5 separate regions of the Mus musculus genome follow, and regions 1, 2, 3 and 5 are each linked to region 4. The links are chromatin loops, found by intact Hi-C in ENCODE. Cell type or tissue: heart. All regions are shown on one strand. Region 1 has its middle 14 kb from the start of Gm46921. Region 2 has its middle 3.7 kb from the start of Gm30746. Region 3 has its middle 2.5 kb from the start of Gm30746. Region 4 holds the start of Med13l (mediator complex subunit 13-like). Region 5 holds the start of Gm30604 (a long non-coding RNA gene).

Region 1 (4,000 bases), 82 kb before region 4:
AAGATCTTACAGGATCTGGGTCTTGATCTTGTATCTCACTGAGTTTTGCCCTCTGTAAAGTGGGCAGCTTTTGGCACTGTCTTCAAGGGTTGTGTAGGGGAAGCTGAAACATTAGCCCATGCTATGCCACACATACCATTGAGTGGTGCATGGTGAACCCCACAAATACAGGCTTCCTCCGCCGTACCCCTGTGAGTACAGCACAACATCTAGGGGAATCAAGTCAGACCAACAGTTGCTCCAGGAAGGAAGTTGGGGCCAGGAGGGGGTCTGGCAGGGCCTGGAGCCCAGCTGGGGTTGCAGAACAAGTTGGTAGGTCTTGACACCACAAGGAGCCAGAATCCAGCCTAGAATAGAAACCGCCTGCACGGCTGGCTGGGAGCCCCTTCCTGGAGTGATGACAGGCCAGTGTGCCCTGCTGGCTGGGCAGGTGCTTGTGGCCAGTAGTGACAAGGAAGCAGAGCTGCTTATGGTGAACACCCCATCCCCCGGTGACCACCTTAACTCTCTTGTCCCTTCATTGTCCAGGAAGCCTAGGGAAGACCCTGCCTCGTCCACAGTAGGCTGTCAGGGAGAGGCTGGTAGCCACTGTCTCTTGAGCATGTATCAGAAACCAGGTGTTGCATGAAACCTCCACCAAGTTCCAAGGTGGAGGGACTGCCACTCTCCCATGTCACAGATGGAGCAACTGAGGCTCAGACAGGGGACGTTAATTATGTTCATCTAACCCCAGTCTCTTTTACTTGGTTCTCACGCCATTTTTCCAAGGAGACCCATCTGTTCTACTTGTCACAAACAACCATAGATTAAGCAGTAGGAACCTGTGACTTGTCACCGGTGTTGGGGGCGGGGACTAGATGGTGGAGGAGGGGAGAGGCTGGCAAAGCCCAGATCCACGCTGAGACTAAGATTTTGTCTGAAGGCTGGATACACAATTGAAGACTCCTTTATGGTCTTGAGAGAAAACTGGCTAAGTTGGTTCCTTTCAAAAGGGAGATTACATTTAATCGGGTAACTAAAATGCTCAGGGCCATGACTTTCAGATCCAGGTTGATCCGGGTACACAAGAGACTCTGGAAATCCAGCCCCATCCTTTGGCTTTTCTTGGCGCCTCATTATTGATCGTCATCTCGATGTGGACAATGAGGACAATCGCCACTAGCCCTGTACTTGATTCTCATCTAGTGGGAGATTCTCATCAGATTCTAGCACCGGTCTGTCCCTGGACCGCTGTGTGTGGCTGTGCAGCCCTGACATGTTCGTTGTGTAGCTAGAACGCAGCACACAGATCAGCCACGACTCACTGTCCTCTCATCCAAATCAAGGCTGAAAAGGAGGGTCAGATGACTCTCCAGGGAGGAGTGACTGAGCAACATCCTGAAGGAACTGTGAGTTGTTGACATGGGACTTGGGGAAAGCCCAGGGGGGTTTTAGGAAGCAAAGTAGTTTTGTTTTGTTTTTGTTTTTTTTTTATAAATCACATGGAGACAAAACGAAGTGATGCACACTTTTAATCCCAGTACCCAGGAGACAGGGGTGGCTTGAACTGCGTGAATTTCATGCCAGCCATAGCTTCATGATGAGACACTGTCTCAAAAAAATTATTTTTTTAAACTAAAATTTTTAAAACTCACACGGATTGAACCAATCATAGAGGCTGGGTCTGCTTGGGCTTCCCCTAAACTGAAGAAGCTGCGAAGTCCCCACGGGTCATGTGGCATTCACAGCTTCCCCTGCGGTCGCTTCAGTTTCAAACTTTGGTTGACTGTCAGGGACAGCAGAGCCACCAAACAACACCCACCCTGCAACACTCCCCCCCACCCCACCCCCGGGCCCGTTAGTTCGCCCTCTGCACACGTGAACACATTTCCCCTTCACAAGACAGGAAACGCAGGAAACCAAAAACCTTTTCAAATAACTTGCCTGCAGCACTGCAGGCTGGGCCATTGTGACGTCAGGCCAGCAATCAGCCAATGCATGGGTGGTTCCGCCTTCCTAATCTGTATATTGTGTTCTCATAGGCTCTCGTTTCTCGCCCCTCCTTATTGTGGTGAGGTTTTTTTTTGGGGGGGGGTTGTTTTGTTTTGTTTTGTTTGTTTTCTGGGCTTCCTCCCCATTCAAGGGCTTACTCTATCCCAGACCTCCAGGTCAGCTAGGTTTAAGGATAGCCACGATGGTGTGGGTTCCCTGTGGGTCCTCTGTGTGGCTGGGCACAGAAAAGGCCAGGACTGGTGGCCAGAGAGCTGGAGGCTAGACCCAGAGTCTCCTCACCTCTGACTCCAAAAGGCATCCCGTGACCTAACAGTATGGACATGTGCATGAGCCTGCCCTAATGTGTGCCTGTGCGCCTATCTGTCTGTCTATCTATCTATCTATCTATCTATCTATCTATCTATCTGAAAAGAATACTAGAATAGGCCCTGTAAGCTTTAATTACATCTGGCTCAAGATAAAGAAGTTATAGTGAGTGTCCCAAAGTGTTCTGCCAAGAGAGGACTATTGTTGAAAATTTCTGATTTTGCCTAGACACGGTGGCACACATTAATTCCAGCACTCTGGAGACAGAGGAGCAGATCCTTGTGAGTTCTGAGTTCAAGAGCAACCTGGTCCACATAGCTCGAGGCCAGCCAGAGGTATACAGTGAAATAAATAAATTAAATAATAAAGTAAATGCAGGCACCACCAACTAGAGTACAGAGGGGGTACCCATGGCTCCAGCTGGATATGTAGCAGAGGACTGCCTTATCTGGCATCACTGGGAGGGGGACCCCTTGGTCCAGTGGAGGCTTGATTACCTAGGATAGGGGAACTATAGGCCGCTGAGGCAGGAGTGGGGGAGGTAGGGTGGGGGAGGGGGCACCCTTATAGAGGTAGGGGGAGGGAGGAGGGGATAGAGGGCTTGTGGAGGGGAAACTGGGAATGGGGATAACATTTAAAATGTAAATAAATAAAATAACCAATAAAAAACACAAATAAGCCGGGCGTGGTGGCGCACGCCTTTAATCCCAGCACTCGGGAGGCAGAGGCAGGCGGATTTCTGAGTTCGAGGCCAGCCTGGTCTACAAAGTGAGCTCCAGGACAGCCAGGGCTATACAGAGAAACCCTGTCTCGAAAAACCAAAAAAAAAAAAAAAAAAAAAAAAAACACAAATAAATACAGGAAGAAAGGCCGAATTCCGCCTTTATTTTTCAAGACCATTTTGTTGTTTGCTTTTGTTTTTAGGATGGGAATGTGGATAGGGGTCAGGCAAAGTTTCACTGTAGCCCAGGCTAGCCTGAAATCCATAATCCTCTCTCCTCAGCTTCTTGAATTCTGGGAATACAGTCAAGCCCCACCATCCCCAGTTTTCCAAGTCATTTTGTTTTTGTTTTTTGAGACAGGGCTTGTCTGTGTAGCCTTGGCTGTCCTGGGACTCACTCTGTAGACCAGGCCCAAACTCAGAAATCCACCTGCCTCGGCCTCCCAAGTGCTGGGATTAAAGGCGTGCGCCACCACACCTGGTTTTCCAAGTCATTTTAAATGTTAACTATGTATCCTCCAGTTCTTTACCTAGGAGAAAGCCCCAGTGCAGATTTGACTACAGCCAGAAGCCAGCATCACTTCCTAGAAAGCCAGGGAATCAGCTGATGCTGGCCTCCATCCTCTGGGTGTGTGAGGTGTTTAATCTCTGTTCACTGGGTGAGGCTGACGGCCAGACAGATGGACAGTCCTGATAGCTGGGAATGGATAAGGACGATGTCTGACTCATCTATGAAAGTATGAAGAAAGGAAGAGTGCAAACCGGTTCTGTGCTTCTGTGCTTGGGGGACGACAAGGACATTCTGTACCCAATGTGGCCACGTGCTTTTAGCTCTGAGGCTCAGGCCCCAGCCAGGACTTACACTCCACCCTCCCTGCCTTCCTCTCTCAGACCTGACTTTTGTACTCAAACGAGGACTCATGTGGGATTCCCAGACCTGATCCTGGGTCCACTGAGCCTCTTGCCTGCAAAGAGAATGAC
Region 2 (4,000 bases), 95 kb before region 4:
GTGGGTCACTGGCAGCTTTGTCCTCCTAGGTCCTTTCTGCTTCTTGGCTTCTATGAGCCAAATGACTCTACCTCAGTCGGTTTGTTATAGTGACACAAAGCTCCCTTCTTTCATGACTCTTCCCCACAAGATGAACTCCCTGGTGAGCTAACCAGGGAGCTAGCATCTTGCCTTCACTGTATGTATGTATCTTGCCTTCTCCTTCCTCCCCAGGGTTTGATTTTTCCCATCTGTAAAATAGGATCGTCTTTTGGTAGAGTGTATGTTTCTGGTGGCTGCTTTGACAAATGGCCCCTGCAGTCCTCGGGGAGGGGGGCTTCATTTACCTTTCCTGGAATCGGAGTGCTGCCTCAGAGTGTCTGTGAAATCCCTGCCTTCGGTTAAGGACACCTTACTTGGATGGAAATTTGGAACTGAATTCAGTGTGATCTCTTCTTCCCTTTCACCTTTATTGACAAATAAGATGAAGGTCTCCAGCCATAGAAGCAAGCCCAGCCTCAGCCCCACACATGGTCCCAGCTTCTCCCTTTGACCCGCTTGGGGGACCCTCGTCTCCTGTGCAATGGGAAAGAGCTGGTCCTGAGAGCGGAGTGCTTGGCTTGGCAGCCACTTCCTCCACACAGCTAGTCATTTTCTTCTCTGTCTGGTTGCTGAGCCTGCATGCGGCAGGGTTGGATATGAAGGTCAGGCTCTCTCTCCACTTTTCCCAATCGAACTTTCCACAGAAGTCAACTTTCCCAAGGATGCTGGGTGCCCAGCTATTATTAGTTCAGATTCAGCACTGACAGCACGGGGAACCAGACAGAAAAGCAAGCTGCATGCTGGTTGAAGCTGGTGCAGGCTCAGCTCACCTGGGCGTGCACTGGCCCCAGGCTAGTCTAAAAGGGCAGAAAGTCTAGGACTCAGAGCTTTGCACTGGAAGATGATTCTGGGGTGTATGCACCCCATCCTTCTGCAAACCTCTTGGATAAGCATTAACACATGCCAGGCTGGTCAGGGTACTCTGTTCCTGTCTCACCTCATCCCTATAGCCACTTTGCAAGGCTACTGTCCTGGTCCATGCGTCAGGCCCCATTCCCTAGCCTGGCAAGGTGGTTTATGCTTATAATGCCAACACTCAGGAGGCAGAGCCAGGAGAATTGGTGAGTTTAAAAGGCCAGCCTGGGCTGTTCGTAGCAAGGCATCCCTGGAGTTCTTGACCCTGAATCTAGATAGGGTGGGGGTAGCTCTTCCATCCGTCCCTGTTTGGAAGGTGGGGTTAGAAGTGGGAGGGATTTTCTAGGAGGAAAGGGCGGGGCTTTAAGGGACCCTCCTTCTTCTGGTCCTCCTGCTACAAAATAGAAAGCAGGAAGGAGTTTTAGGGTGTGAACCCATGTTCCGGGTGTCTGTGTACACACATTGAGTTAATGTGCAGGGTGCGCTTCTGCGCGTGAGAGGACGTGTGTGACTGTGCAGGGTTCAGGGAAGTGGTGGCTGTGTGTGTATGTGAGAAAGAGTGAGCAAAGGTGGGTGTGCCGTGGAGGGAGGTTTGGGGGGTGAGAGAGAGAGAGAGGGTGTCGGGAATGAGCGAGTGTGGGGTGTGTAGGGGTTTGTGATGTGCGTGTGTATGTGGGGGAGGGTGAGTAAGTCTGGTATGAGTGTGTGTGAGGGGGTGGAGAGAGGGAGGGGTGAATGAGTGTGGGGTGTGTCAGGGTGTGACGTGTGAGAGAGGTTTGTGTGTAGCGATGAGTGTGTGTGTGTGTGTGTGTGTTTGTGGTTTTTGGAGGGGCAGGGCTAGAGGCCAACACTCCTGGAGCTGAGCCTGGAGGGTCGAGCCCAAACATCCCCCTCTTGTCCCTCCTCCCCTCCACCCTATCCTCCTCCCTTGGCCCCCTGGATTCCCAGAGGATTCCGTTAACAGCTGGAACAAATGAAAGGGGGAAAGCTGGGCGGGGCCAAGCGGGGTCAGAGGGGCTGTGCGGGCGCTGGGCTCTGCCTTCCCGGGTTCCTGGATGCTAAGGATTACAGCCTGGGCTGCCGCTATTTAATCAGCTGGTAGCAATTTAACCATTACACCCCAGTGAGAGAATCTAAGACATTTCCTAAAGCCCGGGAAGGAGAGGACTCAGAAGGGTGGAATGCGGGGCTCGGGGGGTGGGGGTGGAGTGGGGGTACGACCGTCGGGACACAGTACAGCTTTATTAAAGAGGGAAAAAAAAACAGAAAGGGGCTAATTCCGTCTTATGCAGTAAAGATGGGGCAGGGTGAGAGCCCCAACGTGGGGTGTTGGGGACCTTAATGGGCCAGTGAGGGAGCCTATAGAGCCACCTAGATGTGGGGATTTGGGGCGGGGGGGGGGATTTTGTCTCCTGCATCAAGGGGGTGGTCCGGAGTCGGAGAGGGAAGCCTGCTTTGTGTAATCCCTGACACAGCCTCCCTGAAGTGGGGCCCAGCAGAGCAGCTAAGCAAGGGACCCCCTCATTGTGGGCTACTGGCTGATAAGTGAGTGTTTAGAAAACAAGCCCGCGGCTGTACTCTGTAAGAAGTGGCTTCCTCCGCCTCTTTTCTGCTTCAGGTGCTCCTTAGCCCTGCCACCAGCTGCTGCCTTGGAGCTCCCAAGAAGGCAGCAACAGTGGGAGAGCCTTGTAGAAGACCAGCCCAGGAGACAAAAGCAAGGGTGGTTTTTGAGGTATCGACAAAGCACTTCCCTTAAAAGTCTGGCGTTCTAGGCTGGCACTCCAGGCTGTCCTAGGCTTGCTGATGTTCCTGGAGCAAGTTGCTAAGTGTCTCTGAACTTAGGTTCTTTGTCTGGCTCACTTGGGTTGGTGAACTTTTTCTGCTCAGGGCCAAATAGTAAATAAGCTTGTGAGTCACAGTCCCCACGGCAACCATTCAACTTTGTCCCAGAAACAGGAACTATAGATAAATGAATAGGCATTGCTCTGTCTAATAAAACTTTATTTACAGAAACAGGTGTTTCCTGGGCTGTAGCTTGGTTCTGATCTAGGAAACATAAAACGACAGTGCACATCTCCTGCAGCCACAGTGGCTTGTGCCACCATATCTCCAGGGTCTGAAACACATCTTCAGGTGACTGTCAGCCAGGTGGCAGAAACAAGGCAGCAAAGATTCTTCTGCTCAACAAACTTGCCACTCATTGCCCATAGATCAGTCACATGCTGGGAGATTCTTTGCACAAGTCAGAGTCTCCATCAATTTTCTATGGCTGTCACAGAAGGCAGGAGGCAGGGTCGTTTAGAAAGAACAAAGGTTTATTCAGCCCACAGTTATGGAGGTGGAGGTCCAGGATCAGAGGGTTGTATCTGCTGAGGGTCTTATGCTATAGAAGGCTGGCAGAAAGACAGACAGGTTCATATAGAAAGGACATAACAAGGGGTGGCTTCACTTTATGGTTGCAGGAATAAACTCTCTTGTGAAAGGCAGTAATTCCTGAAAAACAATCTAATCACCCCCTTTTAATGTAGCTTCTTTTCTAAGGGTTGTGTGTGTTTGTGTGTTTCTGTGAGAGTGTATGAGTATGTATGGGTGTATGTATGAGTATATGTGTGTTAGTGAGTATGTATGTGTGTGTGCATGTATGTGTGTGTACTTGCATATGGAGCTAGGAAGTCAACCTTGGGTTTCATTCCTCAGGAACCACCTCGGATTTTGAGACAGGATCTCTCATTAACCTGGAGCTGGACAATTAGGGTAGGGTGGCTGATCATCAAGCCCCAAGAATCTACCTGTGCCTGTCTCTTAGCACTGGAATAACACAGTGACACACACTCACATACTCTCAAACACACATTCTCATACACACACACACAAACACTCTCACATACATTCACACACACTCTTAACACACTTACACATGCTCACATAACTCACACACACTCACAATAATCTCACACACTCACACATACACACACTCACACACGCTCTAACACTCACATACACTCACACACTCACATACACTCACACACTCACATACACTCACACACTCACATACACTCACACA
Region 3 (4,000 bases), 100 kb before region 4:
GGCTCAGCAAGCAAAGGGGCTTGCAGCCAAGCCTAATGACTTGAGTTCTGTTCCTAGACTACACAATGGCAGGAGAGAATGAACTCCCACAGGTTGTCCTCTGACCTCTACACGGGCACTCTGATACTCATATTGTCCCCCAATAAATGAAAAAATTGTAATTAAAATAACAGAACATCTTTGCCGCCCAGTTGGTATAGCCCTTGCCTAGTTAGCATACACAAAGCCCGGGATTCTGTCTCCAGCACCACATAAACGTAAGCTGGTGCTGCACACCGTGGAGGCAAATCAGAAGTTCAAGGTCATCAACAGCCACTATACAGTGCTAGCCTAGGCTATAAGCTATACTGTTAGCCTAGGCTATAAGCTATACTGTTAGCCTAGGCTATAAACAATAGAAGGGCCCTTGTGAGGCTGGGAAGGGTGGGTGGGTGTATACGGTGTGCTGAGAATAGAAACCGAGTATCACTAAGCTAAGCAAGCACTACATCAGCCCTTGGTGGGGGGGGAGCGGGGAGAAGAAGAAGAAACTTTTTTCTTTCTTTCTTTTTTTTTTTTGTTTTTTTTGTTTTTTTGTTTGTTTGTTTTTTTTCGAGACAGGGTTTCTCTGTGTAGCCCTGGCTGTCCTGAAACTCACTTTGTAGACCAGGCTGGCCTCCAACTCAGAAATCTGCCTGCCTCTGCCTCCCAAGTGCTGGGATTAAAGGCTTGCACCACCACCACCCGGCAGACATACCTTTTTCATTTTGAGGCAGGACTTCACTAAGTTGCCCTGACAGGCCTTGAACTTGTGATTCTCCTGCTTCAGTCTTTCACATGTCTGGAGTATTGAGGCTGTTATCCTAGCAGTGGGAAGACTGAGGTGTGAGAATTGCTGCACACTTAAGGCCAACCTGGGCTACATAGTGAGCTCCAGGCAAAGCTAGAGCTATACATCATAGAGAGTGATAGAGGTAGATTAGAAAAAAGAGAGAGATGACAGATAACAGACAGATAATAGAGATAGATAATAGATGATAAAAAGATTGTAGCTAGACATGTGATAGATTAGATAGATGATAGTTAGATAATAGATGATAGATTGATAGACAGATAGACAATAGTTAGATGATAGATAGATAGATAGATAGATAGATAGATAGATAGATAGATAGATAGATAGATAGATAGCCCGCACCTGCCCTGAGCTCTTGCTCAACCGGTTGCATCTGCAGCGCAGGCTGCTGGGCTTTCTTTCCCACTGCTATTTAGTAGCAGTTGTACTGACATGGCCGGGTCACCTCGACCTCCTGGAGGGCGCTTCAGGCTGGGACTCTATTGCCGGGCAGACACACAGCCCTTGACTGCTCTGTCACATTAGCTGTGGGGTACTGTCATTGAGTACTTTCACAGAGTGCCTGGCTAAGCCTCCTTCGGTCTCCTCCCCCAGAGAGAAAACAATAGGCGGAATTTTAATGGGGTGGGAATAATCGGGGACTCCGAGAATGAATGGAGGGGGAATGAATGAATCACCACCCTAATTTCTGCCTTCTGAGGCAATAGGTGTGCAGTCTCCATTTCTCAGAGCTAGGGGAATGTCTGCCAAAATAAATTAACTTTCCCACGTCAGTGAGTCATTTGGCTCGCGTTGCAGCCTCGGAACTGAGAGAGAACGGGAGAGACCACAGGGCAGGGAGGGGCTGGACTGACTGACTCAACAAGAAGGAAGCAGCATATGAGCTCTCTCTCTCTCTCTCTCTCTCTCTCTCTCTCTCTCTCTCTCTCTCTCTCTCTCTCTGCCACTTTATGTCTATCTCCCACTGCTTTCCCTCTGTGTGTGTGTCTCTCTCTCTGTCCGTCTCTGTCTCTGTCTCTCCCTCTCTCCCTCTCTCCCTCCCTCCCGCTCCCCCACCTCCAGTTCCAACTCCTCAGAGGTAGGTGGTCTGGATGTCGGAAGCTCCCCCTCCGGACACACAAAGTGTGGCAGGGCCAGGCTGAGGCTCCCGCGCCCCTCTCTTCCATCCGGTGCTCTTGTCCCACGGGTGCCAGACCTTGGCTATTCCCACACTCCAGCGGCTGGGGAGCTTCAGGGCAGAACAGCAGAGATCAAAGCCAGAGCCAACAGGTCCTTAAGAAGAAAGGGCTGGGAGGAGCCAGCTGAGATGGACTTAATTACCGACTCCTCGGGCTTGGGGTTTTATGAGCAGTTCTGCCTGTCTCCTAGAAACCGGACCAGAGGCAGTGAACCCAGCATAAAAGAAATTGATGTGAGACAGGAAAGGCAACTTTCTGACCTCTGAAGTGACGATATTCCAACAGGCCCACTCTCGCGCTCAAGCGTTTTCTAGCTCCTTATTATCTGTAGAAGGCAATAGGTCTCAACGTTGCCCTTAAGAGCATGGGCTTTGCAACCTGGCCTGGTGTTGTTCGCCTTTAATCCTAGCACATGGGAGGCAGAGGCAGGCGGATCTCTGAGCTCAGGGCCGGCCTGCTCTACAGACTGAGTTCCCCCAACAGTCAGGGCTATACAGACAAACCCTGACTGGGGGAAAAAAAATAACAAAAACAAAATAACATGGGCTTTGGGAGTCTCAGAGACCTGGGTGGAGGTCGTAGCAGGGGGTGGGGGTAAATTATCTTCAGTGAAATTGACTTTGTAAAATAGTGTATGATTGTGTCTTGGTGTTTTAGGAAAGGTTGCCGGAGCCATATTCCTTCTCGTAGATCCCCACATCCCTGAGCACTGGCATTTCCTTCTGAACACTTAAGTCTAGATAGATGATAACCCACAGTAAGTTCTCATCAGCATCGAACATCACGGGCATCTCTGGATGTGGAAAGTGCACACATTTTCCTTTTTCACAGAGACTGAATTTAGGGCCACATATGTCCCCAGCAAGTACTATAATGGTGAGTCGCACCCATCACTCAACACCCCCCCCCTTTAGTTAAAAAAAAAGTCAAGATTTAAATACTTTTAAAAGGAATTGTATGTGCATGGTTGCTTTTCCCACACGTGTATGTCAGTGCAGCGTTTGTGTGTCTGGCTTGGGGGACGATGTCCGATCCACTAGAACTGGAGATACTGGCAATCATGAGCCACCACGTGGGTGCTGGAGACTAAGCTCAGATCCTCTGTAAAGGCAGCCAGCTCTTAACCACGGAGCCCTCCCTCCAGACCTTTTTAAACTTTGGGACAGTGTCTTATTCTATTTCCCAGGCAGGTGTGGAACTTGAGGTCTCCTCAGTAGCAGGGACTGACAGGTATGCACTTTGAGGTCTGGCTTATCAAAATGGCTTCAAATCATTGTTTGAATAAAAGTTCTTGGATAACCCTTCCTCTTCCTCACTCCATTTTTGTGAGGGTGTGTTGTGGGTACATCTTAGACACACACACACACACACACATTGTATGTGTTCTCATGGGTGTGGGTACGTGAGTGTTCTACCTTATTCATTGAGGCAGGGTCTGTCCGTCAAGCCTAGAACTTCCCCGTGTGGCTAGTCTCCCTAGTCAGCTTGCTCTGGGGAATCTCCTATGTCAACCTCCAGAGGCTGTGTCAACTACAGCTGATCACACTCACTCAGTGCTTAATCTCCAGCCCCTCCATATGTGTGTGTGTGTACACGTGTGCTTGTGTGTATGTGTTTCCCTCCATGTGTGTTCATGCATGCATGCAGGTGCAAACATGTGTGTTCCTGTGCTTGTGTCTGTGTGTGTGTGTGTGCATGCGTATGCACGTGTGTGTGTTTTTCCTCTCTGACTGTCTTGCAACCTTGGACTCCCCATCAGGATGAGACAATTTCCAAGCAGAGGGGGGCGCAGCTCTCTAGGGCACCTAGGTCATGTTCTCTGCCCTCCCAAACACCCTACAAATGATATTTACAAAGTAGTGAGTCTCAGCTTCTTCTGATATTTGCTGAGGCGCCTCCTCTGTCACAAGAAGGACTTTGAATCGACATTAAAAATCCTGGTGTAGCTGAGAGGTGAGGGATTGAGGCAGGCATGTGCAGGAAAGGA
Region 4 (4,000 bases):
TATGTCTCTTCAGAGGGCACTTATTTCAAGACAAGGAATTCATCCACGTGCTAACTACCATGTCGAAAACCTGTCCCTTGTAGTGTTTCAACATGAATGGTAAGTGGGACACAAATATCTGGTCCTAGCAATATATAAAGTTGAGCATTTTTTAAAAAATAATTTTATTTATTTTATTAGAAATGCTAGCATTCCTAATCTGTAAACTGTTTTTCTTGTTTTTTAAAAGATTTATTATTATATATATATAAATAAGCACACGATAGCTGTCTTCAGACACACCAGAAGAGAGAAAGTCAGATCTCATTACGAGTGGTTGTGAGCCACCAAGTGGTTGCTGGGATTTGAACTCAGGACCTTGGGAAGAGCAGTCAGTGCTCTTAACTGCTGAGCCAAATCTCCAGCCCTGTAAACTGTTTCTTATTTGTTTGGTTTTGCTTCTGTGCAGCATCCCACCCCCCTTTTCCTTCCCCTTATGACTTGCTTAGACTGTGACCAGCTCATAGCCTTTTGCCTACGCGTGTGATGAGTATGCGTGGATTCTGGGTGTGATGGACCATCTGACTGCTCAGGTCTCAGTAATACCACATGTGTGCATAAAGTGTCGGGCAACTCCCCCTTGTAACCCTTCCCCCAATAGCATCTTAACGGAAATGTGTGACCTTGGCTTGAGGTCAGCAGGTCAGCAATTAGGATTTGCTTTGGACAGATTAGAAAATGAGGCATAGTTAAACTTTGCTGGGCAGGGTCACAGCTAGGTGTAGCAGAGCCAGCTCCTGGCATCCTCTCCAGAGCCTCCTGAATTCAGATAGTTCAGGAGTTGAGCCACTCAGTAACTGGGACCTTGGGGATGCTATTGCACCCCGATTCTGAGGACTCTGTGAAATGACCTATGTGTTCGGGCCACCTTCATTCCAGGGTTTAAGGTTTGTGGTAGTCTCAAAACTCCATTCATATGTCAGATTTGTGCCCGCTTTATTTTGCTTCCACCGCTCTTTCCAGCGTTTTACTCTTCCTTTGTTTCTTGGAGACAGTGTGTAGACCAGGCTGGCCTGGAACTCATAGAGATACGCCTGCCTAATTCTACCTCTTTCCAAGTCAACTTTCTCCCTTTCTCTATTTCCACGACGAAAAGTCCTGGAAGGCAGTCTCCGGCATCAGCACTTCTCCCAGTCCCATTACTCTCTGAAGAAGGGATGCTGGTTATTATTGACCGCTTGGAGCTGGAGGAAGGGCCTGCTCCCCTCCACATAGCCCAGTGTGAATGTGGCACCTAAGAGCGCTGGGATCATCTATGTAAGGAATGCCTGCGTGCACGCACAGAGTGGGCGCCAAGGGCTCCAGCAGCCGGGATGCTTTAGGAGCTCAGCGCTCGGGAGGCAGTGAGTCCCGAGCCCTGGCTTCCCGATGCCTGGGTTCGAATCCCGCGACCCCGGGCAAGCACCTCGCTCGCTGCCTTTGTGTCTCTTTGAGTCCTACTCCTCCGCCCGGTGCGCTGCGGCAGGCAGGCCGGCGGGCGGTCGCGCGCGAGGTTTCGAGGAGGAGACACTCCTCGGCTCGCTCGGCCAGGCCGGGCCGGCCCACGCCGCTCCTCGGGGACCCGAGATGCTCCCCCAGGGGGGCTCGGAGGCCGCTCCGGGGAAGCCGCGGCCCTCTTCGGCCCGCGCCCGACGCGCGCCCGCGCCCAGGGCGGGGCGTCCACGCAGCCCCGGCGTCCCACGGCCGCCCGCACCTCTTTCTCTTCCCTCCCTGGCTCCGTCACCCCGCTCCGAGAGGGCCGCGCTCGCTCGGCTCAGCAGCGCCTCCCGCGAGCCACCACCGCCGCCGCCGCCGCCGCCGCCGCGGCCCCTCCCCCGCCCCCCGCGCGGCCGGCGCCCGTCACGTGACGCGCCGCAGCCAATGGCGGGCCGAGCCGCGGTCGGCGGCCGCCATTGCTGTCAGAGCGAGCGAGCCCGGGGAGGGAGGAGAAGCGCGGCCGACTGGGGAGGAGGGGGGGGGTGGGGAGGAAGAGGAAGGAGGGGACGGCGCTCGGCTGCCGGGGTCGCCCGCTGGCTTCGTCCGCACCCCCCCCTTCGCGGGCTCGCGCAGCGGCGGCGGCGGCGGCGGCGGCTCGGGGCGGCTGCGGGGCTCGCGTGCCTCCCGCGCCGGCGCGGCCGAGGGCGAGTCGCCCGCCGGCTTGGAGATAAACAAGGCGGCCGACGAGGCGGCGAGGCGGAGGCGGAGGCGGCGGCCCTGCGCGACAGAGGCGGGCGGCGTTGCCGGCCCGCGCCCCCCGCCGCCGCCGTCGTCGCCGTCGTCGCCACCGCCGCCCTCGGGCCTCCCGCGCGGGCCTCGCGCCCCTGGTGCCCGGGAGCCGCCGCCGCCGCCGCCCGGCCCGGCCCGCTCCGACATGCCCCGCTCTGGCGGCCGGGCTCGCGGAGGACCATGACCGCCGCGGCGAACTGGGTAGCGAACGGGGCGAGCCTGGAGGATTGTCACTCCAACCTCTTCTCGCTGGTGAGTGGCGGGGCGGGGGGGAGCCCGGGTTGGGGGGCGCGACCTCCCCGCCGCGCAACTTTCTCCTCCCGGAGCCCTGGCGGCGTCGGCGAGCGCGGCGCCCGGCGTGGACGTGCGTGGGGAAGTCGGGGCGCTGCGGACGCCGGGGCGCGCTCGGAGCGCCCACCTCCGTGGCAATCACACCCCCTCCCCTCCCCTTCCCCCCTTATTTTCTTTTTTTTTCTTTTTTCTCCTCCTTCCCCGAAATGTGGAAGGCTTTTCTGCCTTGTGCAGCCGCCGGCGCGGGTGAGCTGCAGGCTCGTCCTCTCTCTCTCTCTCTCTCCCGATCGGATCGGCTGCTCTCCCACTCGCCGGCGTCTGCCTTCTGATTTTTTCTTTCTCTCTTCCTCTGTTTCTCCGTTTTTTTCCCTTTTTTTTCCTTTTAATATTTCCACAATGACACCTGCGATTTCGCCCGAAAACAGTTGATGGAAGGCGATGGTGTCAGGGAAAAGGACTCTGGCAGCCGGAGCTCGCTCGCGCCGTTGTAAACACGGACAGCCGCCCGCCTCTCGGGGTTTACTACGCCGGAGAGCGGGAGAGCCATTGCTCGGAGCCCACGGAAGGTGGAGGAAGCTGCTGCTCCTCGCTCTCCTCCGCTGCCTTTAAAAACTGTTTTCTCTGCTTTAACAAGGAACACACACACACACACACACACACACACACGAGCAACAAGCTGGGCGGTTTGATAACATCGCTTTTATCTGCCTTCGCCTCTCCTCTCTCCCGCTCTCGCCTCTGATAATTGACAACTTTTGCTTTGGAAGTGCATCGCCTGCCTTAATCTCGAACCATTTAGGGTGTCAATTGTTCTTCTGGAAGCCTGGCACCGGGCGACGGCGGCTCGATTCGTCGAAATTAAAAATGTATAGAGCTCCAGCAACTCTTTCCTGGCGGTGGCAGTGACATTTGGTGGTAAATGCCATCTTTGCTTTTTATTGGGTCGTATTACCTAGCTCTGAAAACATTCGCGTTGTTAAACCCGGCGCTTACGCTGATAATGGGAGTGCATGGTCTTTAAATACGCGCTTTGTGCCTGAGTTACTGTGTGTGTGTAGCTATGTGCCCGGGAGAGTACGAATTTGTTTAAATATTGAGCAAAGATTTGTAAACAGATGTAAGGCAATTATGTTTCAAGCGTAGAATATAATTGGAAAATTGGTTGAACGGCCTATTTAATTTAGCCTTAAAAACTCAACTTATTTTAGTTGTGTGCCCAATTTTGGTGGGGAGGGTGCTGGGGGGGAGGGTGCTGACTTTTGGAGAGCATGCATTTATTGCAAATTATTTTCTGGAACCCCTGCTGCAGATAGAAGCTTTATTTCCTTTTAGTCCTTGTTTACACTGGATAAATAATTTAGTGTTCAAATTGTAATTAGTTACATTTAATTATGGGTGGCATAGATGCTTTTTCTCCCCTTGGAGACTAGTGGAGAAAGAGGAATTGTTGCCAACTTTGGAAGTG
Region 5 (4,000 bases), 180 kb before region 4:
TCTGAATGGATGGGTAGACAAAAAACAAAACAAAACAAGAACCTGTTTTAAGGAAATCTGTGCTTTGGGGCATTTTGGAGATCCAGGTATAAGGATCTTGATAGGCCAGGCCTGTCTCAAATAAGATGTAAAAAGAGGGCTGGTATATGACTTGGGTAAGGTATTTATTTGCTCAGTATATGTAAGGTCCTGAGTTCAAATCCAGTATTGAGAAGAAGGCAAGACGAGGGAGGTGGTTACTACAGCTGGGCATACTGGGACAACTTGGCCCCATGATGGGACTTGGCTTGGCTCTGTGTCACATACTTACAACACAGGTGGAAGTTGTGGCAGGCAGGAGCTTGGGGTTATCCTGGGCTACCAACAAACATGAGATTCCAATAAGACACAGCTACCTGTGCACAGGAAGGTGCCCACGGCCTAGGTGGGGTAGGGATTATGAGCAAGAGGCATTGACAGAGACTGGGATTTATGCCCAGGGTGCTGATTGGAAGCTAAGCAGGAATTACCAGACAGACGTATACGTTCAGCCCGTTACCGGTTTTTATGCCCTGAGCACACAGAACATTTGTAGCACCGGGCAAGGGCGGGTGGGGGGAGCAGGAGCTATTTCTGTGAGGATGCCGTGGGGTGAAATGCCTGTAAACATCCCCTCTCCAGGGCTGCGCTCTGCTCGGCAGAGGTTGCCCCGGTAATGAGTTTAACTCTTATGCTATTCATTCAGCCATCCGTGAAAGCCACAAATATTTACCGAGCACTTAGGATATGCCAAGTGGAGGCTGGGGACGCTGGGGACACAGAAGTGCCTGCCATCAAACGTGTGCCTCCCTTTTTGGAGTTCTCATACCAGCGGAGTCAGTAAGCTAACACAATACAAGGTGTGGTGAAGACCAGTGGACCACATGCTCGAGGATTGGCCGGCCTCCTCCAATGCCCGTCGTCCACCTGATCCAGGTGCGCTACGGGAATAAATTAGAGTCAGAGCCGGTCTGGCGAGACCTCGAGACCTTGGAGAATGACCAGAACTGACAGCTTCACTTCCCAGTTTACACAACACATTTTTAGATCAGGGAGATCCCGGACTGTGCCAGCCAGACCAAGATGGCCCAGCCAGTTTAGCAGTTATTTCCTGCCTTTCTCTGAGTGGTGGTGGAGGGGTAGGGGATGGGGATGAGGTAGAAATCCCACGTCACAAGAAAGAGTTGCCCTCACCTGCTTATAGGGCACACTCCAAGATGGGAAAGTGGGCCCAGTGAGAAGTCTCAGCCGGTTAAAGGGGCTTGCTGCCAATCTGACAACCTGAATTCGAGAGAACCACACAGAGTTCTGTAATCTCCATATACATGCTGTGCCCCCCCCCCCACACACACACACATACACATGCACACTAAAAGGAAAAAAAAATCTTGGGCGGGGGAGGAGCCTGAAAAGAGATAGAAACATAAGGAAAGCAAAGGGTTGTCTTATCTTTTCAGTGTGTAAGAGGGCAAAATGTCACCAGGAAGAGAAACAGTCTCCATGCTACAGCGTCTCAGAAATCAGAGGCTGGGGACTTCTGATAAGGGCCATGGATCCCAGTCTGCACCACTGATGGCCCCTCACAGCTCCTCACGTTGTCCATGACATCAGTTTTGTCCCTGACATCAGTATTGCCCACGGCATAGAACTCCCAGGGTAGGAAAGGACTCAACAGCAGACAGAACTGGAAACCCCAGTCTGGCCTGATTCTTAGACCCGTAGAGCTTCTACTGGGCAGAGGTTTGTCCTCAGGGTGGCACCAGGGTGACTCCAGCAGTCGAGTGCTGGAGAAGGTGGCCTGAGAAGCTGAGCTTGCAGAAGTGGCTGGAAGAGGAACCGTGGCCCCGCCCACCCACTTAAAACAAGAACAAAAACAAAAACCAACCAACAAGGTGACATCCAGGACAGAAACCCCTTGTCCTCTACCTGCGTTAGCCTCTGTCACGCAATAAATAACACCTTCGAGGAGGGTGGCCCGAGCCAGGCAGTAAGTGATACCGCCGTCAGTCCAACCGTCCTGTTGGAAGAAACACACTGTAATCATGCCTGAGAAAGACATTTGGCAAATGAGTTCCCATTTTCACATTGGATTGTGCTGAGCGTATCAATTTCCCGCGGGCCGGCCAGCGTTGGGGATGTGTAATTGATTGCCCGCGTTATAATAAACAAGCCGTGACAGGCGATCATTCATCACGGGCCGCTGAACGTTCCAGCGACGCCGGGAGAGAGGGGGCGCGGGAGCCGAGGGAAAGGAGGGGAAAGCAGCGCCCCGGAGGGCGGGGAGAGGGAACGCCAGGGCCGTAATTCTTTTCATTATCTAATTTGTTCTTACTGGCCTGGGTCCTCCCCCATCCCATCCCCAAGGAGGCCTAGGGGTTGGGGGAGGGGGCGGAGGGGGGGGGCGCGGAGACGAGGGGCGGGGCGAGCTGTAATGTGGGAGGATTTGTTCTGGAAAGCGAGGAAGGGATGTGCGCAGGACTTAGCTCTTTCAAGACCCCGCCTCCAATGGATGCGTCGGAAATTTAAATTTAAAATAAGACAAAAGAAACAGCAGGGGTGTTGTAAAAGACAAACACACAGACGAGTCCTTTTATCTGAGAAAAGAAGAGAGTCAGAGTTGACATCGACTGGGGCTCTGGCAGCGGGTGATGGTCCCTCTCGGCCTCCCACCCACTCCCACGGACGCTGAAGAGTGAAGTTTCAAGGCGTGCAGCAGTGGGGAGGGCGTGAAGGGAGCTGGCTGGAGTCCTCAGGCCTCACCCTGCCAGTTTGCAACCCCTTCCCCACGCTCTTAGCATTCCCCTCAGCCCTCCTGGGTACCAAATGCAACCCTCCCAGGGCCAGGGAGTGGAGGGGTGGAGCCTGTGCTGACGGAGGCGTGGTTTACAGGGGCGTGGTCATGTTAGAAGGGGAAAGGCAAGAATAAAAGAAAGCGCAGGGCTTCAGAGTGGCTCACTATTCCTGCCTGGTTAGTATTGTCTTTAATTTTTATCTTTAATTGGCTGGCCATGGTGATGCCCATCTTTAATCTCAGCATCCGAGGCGGAGGCAGGCAGATCTGCATGGAAAGTTCCAGATCACCAAGGGCTACATCAGAAGTTCGTGACTCAAAAAAATTTTTTTCTTTTAATTAGATTTTAATTTGGTGGTGGTATGCACATAGACTAGAGGACAATCTGAGCAAGTCTCTCCTCCCACTTTGTTGGCCTTAATGGTCCCTCTCGGGCAATCTGACTTGGCTGGAAAGTAGCTTTGCGGCACGAGCCGTCTCAGCCTAGTATCTTCGAGGCGATGGAGAGGAGGAGGTTTGGAAGACTCTGCAAGAACCTGTATCTGAACAGCTCACCAGCCCCAACATGGCTGCTCTTCCTGCAAAACCCACCGTGTCTCTAAAGGAGGAACTGCTCACCTGGAGCCCTCAAGAGTTCATGGAGGGGCTGGAGAGATGGCTCAGCAGTTAAGAGCACTGACTGCTCTTCCAAAGGTCCTGAGTTCAAATCCCAGCAACCACATGATGGCTCACAACCATCCGTAATGAGATCTGACCCCCTTCTACTGTGGTGTCTGAAGACAGCTACAGTGTACCTACATATAATAAATAAATAAATAAATAAATAAATAAATAAATAAATAAATCTTTTAAAAAAAAGAGTTCATGGAGGCATCGGAGAAGGCGTGTGTGCATCTCTCTTCCCAGAGCAGCACTGCCTATGTAGTGGATCCTAGAGGCCTGGTGTTGCGGGGGAGAAATGAAGGCACAAAGAAATGAATGAGCCATAAGGAAAAGCTAAAACGCGGACTTGACAGTGTAGCCCTCTAAAATATATACGGGGCTGGAGAGATGGCTCAGTGGTCAGTCGCTGCTCGGACCCCCAAAGGGTCTGAGTTCAGTTCACAGCACCCACATCAAGTGAACAGAACAATATTATCCATAGACATTCACTGTTTAGCCCCGCCTATCCCAGGTCATCATCCATCTCCT

What was found. A loop is a pair of places that touch in the nucleus more often than their neighbours do. Peaks named below come from ENCODE experiments on the same cell type or tissue, not always from the same donor. Only the 100,000 strongest peaks of a DNase experiment are listed, where the experiment ranks them.
Region 1: a loop joins it to region 4, with 2.3 times the contacts of the local background. A loop is called at or near these places in 8 of 42 quality-filtered maps.
Region 2: it touches region 4 in a loop (2.3-fold over the local background); 7 of 42 quality-filtered maps call a loop at or near these places.
Region 3: it touches region 4 in a loop (2.3-fold over the local background); 6 of 42 quality-filtered maps call a loop at or near these places.
Region 5: it touches region 4 in a loop (2.2-fold over the local background); 9 of 42 quality-filtered maps call a loop at or near these places.

The regions. Positions count from the first base shown.
Region 1 is chr5:118,476,471-118,480,470 of GRCm38, forward strand. No RefSeq gene overlaps it. Among named protein-coding and RNA genes, the nearest start is that of Gm46921, 14 kb to the right of the region's middle. In heart, no CTCF peak of the experiment used is centred here; DNase peaks (open chromatin) are centred at 381, 1,251, 1,951 and 3,781; H3K4me3 peaks cover 1,210 bases; H3K27ac peaks cover 3,661 bases.
Region 2 is chr5:118,463,711-118,467,710 of GRCm38, forward strand. No RefSeq gene overlaps it. Among named protein-coding and RNA genes, the nearest start is that of Gm30746, 3.7 kb to the left of the region's middle. In heart, no CTCF peak of the experiment used is centred here; DNase peaks (open chromatin) are centred at 1,271 and 1,641; H3K4me3 peaks cover 1,475 bases; H3K27ac peaks cover 2,529 bases.
Region 3 is chr5:118,457,575-118,461,574 of GRCm38, forward strand. No RefSeq gene overlaps it. Among named protein-coding and RNA genes, the nearest start is that of Gm30746, 2.5 kb to the right of the region's middle. In heart, no CTCF peak of the experiment used is centred here; DNase peaks (open chromatin) are centred at 1,607 and 2,067; H3K4me3 peaks cover 1,215 bases; H3K27ac peaks cover 1,367 bases.
Region 4 is chr5:118,558,362-118,562,361 of GRCm38, forward strand. It overlaps Med13l (mediator complex subunit 13-like), which reads left to right and starts at 2,358. Exons shown (of 31, transcript NM_172424.4): 1 at 2,358-2,496. The coding sequence starts at 2,425. In heart, CTCF peaks have their summits at 1,781 and 2,602; DNase peaks (open chromatin) are centred at 1,880, 2,460 and 3,040; H3K4me3 peaks cover 3,073 bases; H3K27ac peaks cover 2,677 bases.
Region 5 is chr5:118,378,685-118,382,684 of GRCm38, forward strand. Gm30604 (a long non-coding RNA gene) reads right to left here and starts at 2,234. Exons shown (of 6, transcript XR_878721.1): 1 at 1,945-2,234; 2 at 1,213-1,299. In heart, a CTCF peak has its summit at 1,764 (motif pointing right); DNase peaks (open chromatin) are centred at 1,077, 2,077, 2,237, 2,867 and 1 weaker place; H3K4me3 peaks cover 1,600 bases; H3K27ac peaks cover 1,406 bases; H3K27me3 peaks cover 977 bases.